2 separate regions of the Homo sapiens genome follow, and region 2 is linked to region 1. Evidence: chromatin contacts called from ENCODE Hi-C data. All regions are on one chromosome and are shown on one strand. Each heading gives the region's core, a stretch centred on a gene start or an enhancer-like site at or near the end of the contact. The rest is flanking DNA. Distances are from core to core; before and after follow the strand shown.

Region 1 (2,745 bases), core at 5-2,504:
GATCCAACCCAGAGACTCCTCATTAACTCATTGATGCCATGTGAGCTTGGAATCCCTCCAAGATGGACTCTGACCCTTCACGGAAGGCCCCCAGCCCCCACCCAGGCTGACCCTCTGCACCTCAAGAATGACCCTGCGGTTCTTCCCATTGCTGTCCCTGAAAGTGCTCCATAATTGCTTGAGTGACCCCCACTCCCACTGCAAACATCCCCCATAGCAACCCTGTGACCCCACTACTGACACTATGACCTCAAATGCTGACCCTAGACCCCCAAACACTGACCCCACTGCCCAGTCCAGTCCAGTCATGCCCCAACCCTCCCTCTGGCTTGGAAGCCCCCATCCTCATCAGCATCCACGCTTTTTAAAATTTGTTTATTTTTTTAGAGACAGGGTCTCCCTCTGTTGTCCAGGCTGGAGTGCAGTGGTGCAATCATAGTGCACTGCAGCCTCAAATTCCTGGGCTCGAGCCATCCTCCTGTCTCAGCCTCCTGAGTAGCTGAGAGTACAGGCATGTGCCACCATGCCCGGCTAATTTAAAAAAAAAAATTTTTTTTGTAGAGGCAGGTTCTCACTCTGTTGTCCAGGGTGGTCTGGAACTCCTGGGCTCAAGTGATCCTCCTGCCTCAGCCTCCCAAAGTGCTGGGATTACAGGCATGCACCACAATGCCCCGCGATCATCCACAGTTTTGCATACTGTTTTGACATCCCTGTTTGCTCTTGGTTCCAGAGTCCAGGATGTCCCAGCAAGGTGTGAGACTGTTGGCCCCTCTGCCCTGTCTTCCTCAGCTAGGCCCTGGGGAAGCAGGCCTGGCCCCTCACTAGTGGGTCCCTGCTGGTGAATGAATGAATGAAGGAATGAACAAAGGAATGCAGGCTGGGTCCCAGGCCCGGGATCCTCCACCTTTAGGCCCGCTCCCCTCTTACCCCAGCACTGTTCTTGCAGCCTGGTGAGTGCCCTGGCTCTGTCCCGTCAGGGCTGGCAGTCTGGGCCAGGGTGTGGTTTCCAGCGTCAGGCCAGGCTCTGCTGTCTCGCGAGGGTCCGGCCTCAATGCTCCAGGCCCCGGCGTTGGGCCGCGCCTCCTCGTGGGCCTCGGAAGGCCAGGATAGCCGAGGTCTCCGCGTAGGTCCCCCCCAGGGAAAGTGAGCGGCTCCCGGGCCGGCCCGCCTTCTCCCCGCCCCCGGCGGCCCGGTTTCCTCCCTCTCACCCCTGGCGGCGCAGCGGCCGGAGGATGCTGGCCCAGTGCAGATAAGGGCCAGGCTGCCTGGCCGCGCCTGATAAGGAGCCTGGCTGACCCCGGAGGAAACCAGCGGGCGGGGACCTAGCAGCGCGGGCCTCCCGGCCCCGCCCCCAGCCGGCGCTGGCAGGACTCGGTCCGCCACCCCTCAGGGCTTCGCCTTCCGCTCCCCCAGCCACTGTAGGGACCCCGGGCCTCTGGGGACCCGGGCCCCAGGGCAGCCGGGGAGGGAGGTGCCTGGATGCACGCAGGGGGTAAACTGAGGCAGGGAAGCTGCCTCCTCTTATGTCCGAGTCTGCCCTTTGGCTTTGCACACTCCCTGCCCGAATGTCTGTGCTGATGGGGGTGAGGGAGAGCCCTTTCCGGCCCGTTGGGGCCGCGTGACCCTGGGCCCCCACCTCCTCTCCTCACCCAGCCTGGTTCCTCTTTTTACAGAGGCCCTTCCCTCCTCTCCACCACCCCTACCCGGGAGTGGGGCACCCAAAGGGGAACAGTTCTAACAGTCTGGCCTTGGGTGTCCAGCCTGGGCAGGTGTCCCAAGCCCTCAGCACAGTATCCACACATTTCCAAGCCCAGGAGGGTGAGAGGAAGAGCCATGGCTGTCAGGGGTGGGGTGGGGAAGTTGGATTTCCTAGGGTGCTGGGGCTGGTGTGACCTTCCAGTAGATGCCCAACAGGTCCCCACAACTATAGGCCTCTTGGCTACAGGATCACATAACTCCAACTTGGTGGTCCATGGCCCTCACCCCACAGCACCCGGCCCCTTCATGGGGGGCAGTTATCCTGGCTTGGTGGTAAACCTCAAGACCCTACTGGAGCCTCCCACAGGGAGAGGCTCTGGGCACAGCCAGGCAGCAGCAGCTACCAGACTGCCACCCACTTGTGATACTCATGCTTTGGCCCGTCTGTGTATCTGGGCAACTGCAAGAGCCCCCAGGCAGGCAGGCACCCAGCAGCAGGACTACCAACCCCCCCCCCCCCCCGCCCAGGAATGGGGTGGAGCCCAGGACCCCACGATCAACACCTCCATTGCTTTCCTCCAAAGAAGCAGGAACTAAAGTTTTATGCAGTAAAGGCCGGGCTTGGTGGCTCATGCCTGTCATCCCAGCACTTTGGGAGGCTGAGGCTGGCGGATTGCTTGGGCTCATGAGTTTGAGACCAGCCTGGGAAACATGGCAAAACCCCATCTCTACAAAAAATACAAAAATTAGCTGGTTGTGGTGGTGCGTGCCTGTAGTCCCTGCTACTCTGGAGGCTGAGGTGGGAGGATGGCGTGAGCCTGGGAGGTGGAGGCTGCAGTGAGCCAATATTGCGCCACTGCACTCCAGCCTGGGCCACACACCTAGACCTTGCCTCAAAAAAAAAAAAAAAAAAAAAAAAATTAAGCGCTAACTCTGATATCGCTACAAGGAGGGTCCTAAGATTAGCCTCATTACAGATGGGGATGAAGGGAGCAGGAGCCAGAGAGGGGATCCTGCCCCAGGACTCTTCGTTAACGTTACTAAACC
Region 2 (2,708 bases), core at 38-2,537, 670 kb after region 1:
CAGCTAATTTTTCTATTTTTAGTAGAGACATGATTTCACCATGTTGGCCAGGCTGGTCTCGAACTCCTGACTCAAATGATCCCCCTGCCTCAGCCTCCCAAAGTGCTGGGACTACAGGCATGAGCCACTGTGCCTGACCTTACAGCAGTATTTTTTAAAAATCAAAATTAATGCAAAAATCCATGATGAGGCCAGGCTTGGTGGCTCATGCCTGTAATTCCAGCACTTTGGGAGGATCCCTTGAGCCCAGGTGTTTGAGACCAGTTTGGGTAACATAGGAAGAGCTTGTCTCTACAAACAAAAATTTAAAAACAATGAGCTGGGCATGGAACTCACACCTCTAGCCCCAGCTACTCAGGCTGAAGTGGGAGGATGGCTTGAGCCCAGGAGTTCAAGGATGCAGTGTGCTTTGATTGCACTACTGCACTTCACCCTAAGCAACAGAGTGAGACCCCATCTCTTTAAAAAAAAAAAAAAATCCATGATGAACAAAACAAGTATTTGTTTGAGACGGGGTCTCGCTCTGTCGCCCAGGCTGGAGTACAGTGGTGCCATCTCAGCTCACTGCAACCTCCGCCTTCTGGGTTCAAGCGACTCTCCTGCCTCAGCCTCCCGAGTAGCTGGGATTACAGGAGCCTGGCACTATGCCTGGCTAATTTTTGTATTTTTATTGGAGACACCATGTTAGTCGTGGCTGGTCTCCAACTCCTGACCTCGGGTGATCCGCGCCCCGCGGCCTCCGAAAGTGCTGGGATTACAAGCGTGAGCCACCGTGCCCGGCCTAAATAAAATTTTGAAGAGGCTAGAACCCCGCACTTGTGCCTTGAGCTTACTGACCTCAACACCCTGGTTCCACTAAAACTTTATTTACAAAATTATGCTGCCGGTCTGCAGGATGTAGTTTAACAATTTGATTATTTTGGATATTAAAATATTTTTTAAGTCTTGAAAATATTGTTTACTATTACCAAAGTTTTTGAACCTTCTTAAATTCTGTACCAGAGGTGAGTGCCACACCCTAACCTAGTCTGAGTTTTTATGTGTAAAGATCATAAAACGTTGTAAGTTTTCTAAAACACATAAGCTCTCAATAAACGTTAGCTTATCATTGTCACCGTTTTGTTCGTAATGTTTGAAAACTCCAACTGTGATCCACTACACTACCCTTGTGGGATGCTGTCTCTTTAACTCTGTGCCACGTTGTATCCCGTGAGTTCTTGCGTTTTTCCGCCCCGCTGTATCCCATGGTTCCCTGTGCCTTCCGGCTACGACTGCTCACAGTCCCGCCTCTTCCGCTGCGTGCCGGACCATGGCGCAGGGGCAGCGCAAGTTTCAGGCGCACAAACCCGCAAAGAGTAAGACGGCAGCGGCAGCCTCTGAAAAGAATCGGGGCCCAAGAAAAGGCGGTAAGGAGCGGCCCGGGGACTTGGGGGCGAGGTGGACCCCCGGCTTCCCGGCCTCACGTGAGCACATCTTTCCCCAGGTCGTGTTATCGCTCCCAAGAAGGCGCGCGTCGTGCAGCAGCAAAAGCTCAAGAAGGTGTGCGGGGGCGAGAGATGGAGCCCGGAGGGCGGCGAGTAGCGAGGGGTGGAACCCGGAGGACGGCGAGGGGGGATGGGTGGAGCCCGGGGATCAGTGAGGGGAGAGGGTGGATCCTGGGGACGAGCTAGGAGCGAGGGGATAGAGCCAGGGGCCGCGTTAGGAGCGAAGGATGGAGCCCGGGGCGCAGAGAGGGGTAAGAGGTGGAAGCTGGCGAGGGATAGGGGCTGGGGGACGTGCTAGGGACGAGAGATGAAATCTGGAGGCCGGCGAGGGAAGGAGCACAGGGATCGGCAAAGGGCAAGGGATGAGGCCTGGAGGACTCCCAGCTCTGTGGGCCTCCCTTTTCTTCCTTGTGCAAGGGGTGCAGGAACACCACTTACCACTTCAAAAGGGCCTCGTAGAAGCAAGACCTGCGGCCCAAAAAGGGTTCCAATAACGTCAGCCTCTTGCTGTTACTGTTTTCTTTAATTGAACTCAGGAAGACAGCGAGGTGACATGGGAAGGGAATTGAAAGCCCAGCTTTGTAAACCTAGAACAGCAGAGGGCTCAAAGAAGTGTGAGGGTGCGTTGGTTATCGTCATTTTTTTTTGAGTCAGGGTCTCACTGTTGCCCAGGCTGGAGTGCAGTGGCCCCATTATAGCTCACTGCAGCCTCAGCCTCCTGGACTTAGGCAATCTTTCCGTCTCAGCCTCTCGAGTAGGTAGAATTGCAGGTGCTCGCCAATACGCGGCTAATTTTATTTTTTTTGTATTTTTGGTAGAGACAGGTTTCACTATGCTGCTCGGGCTGGTCTTGAACTCCTGGCCTCAAGGCATCCTCCCGCCTCTGCCTCCCAAAATGCTGGGATTACAGGCGTGAGCCACCCTATGGTTGTTTTTAAGTGCAACATTTATATGTAGATGGGTAAGGTTGAGCTTGTAAAGAAGTTGGAAGGAGATTTAAAACTGGTTTTGGTGGGAGTCAAACCTGGGTTTGAATTGTACTCCACAGTAAACAGCCCTGTGATCTTGAGCAAATTGTTTCGTCACCCCAGAGTGTCGGTTTTCTCAGAACTGGGTACCCACTGGCCCGCTTACCTCCGTGGAGTGGGGAATCTCATGGTCACCTTGCACTCAGCATGTCCAAAACCAAATTCCTGATCCTCCCTTCCCATTCTGCCCTCCTCC

The links. Hi-C counts contacts between places; a loop is a spot of excess contacts on that map. Pooled maps may share reads with other maps.
Region 2: a pooled map shows a loop between it and region 1 (3-fold over the local background). The contact joins the promoter of C19orf53 here to the promoter of LYL1 in region 1. A Hi-C loop is called at or near these places in 1 of 168 maps with a recorded cell type or tissue (CD4-positive, alpha-beta T cell), 1 of 37 single-sample maps with no recorded cell type and 5 of 50 pooled maps.

The regions. Positions count from the first base shown.
Region 1 is chr19:13,101,604-13,104,348 of GRCh38, forward strand. LYL1 (LYL1 basic helix-loop-helix family member) reads right to left here and starts at 1,255. Exons shown (of 4, transcript NM_005583.5): 1 at 928-1,255. RefSeq lists cis regulatory regions at 1,008-1,928, 2,728-2,745, a silencer at 1,028-1,637 and enhancers at 2,718-2,745, 2,732-2,745.
Region 2 is chr19:13,773,169-13,775,876 of GRCh38, forward strand. C19orf53 (chromosome 19 open reading frame 53) reads left to right here and starts at 1,288. Exons shown (of 3, transcript NM_014047.3): 1 at 1,288-1,406; 2 at 1,484-1,539. The coding sequence starts at 1,310. It overlaps MRI1 (methylthioribose-1-phosphate isomerase 1), which reads left to right. Exons shown (of 6, transcript NM_001031727.4): 6 at 1-1,114. RefSeq lists enhancers at 979-1,048, 1,119-1,318, 1,295-1,824, 1,825-2,353.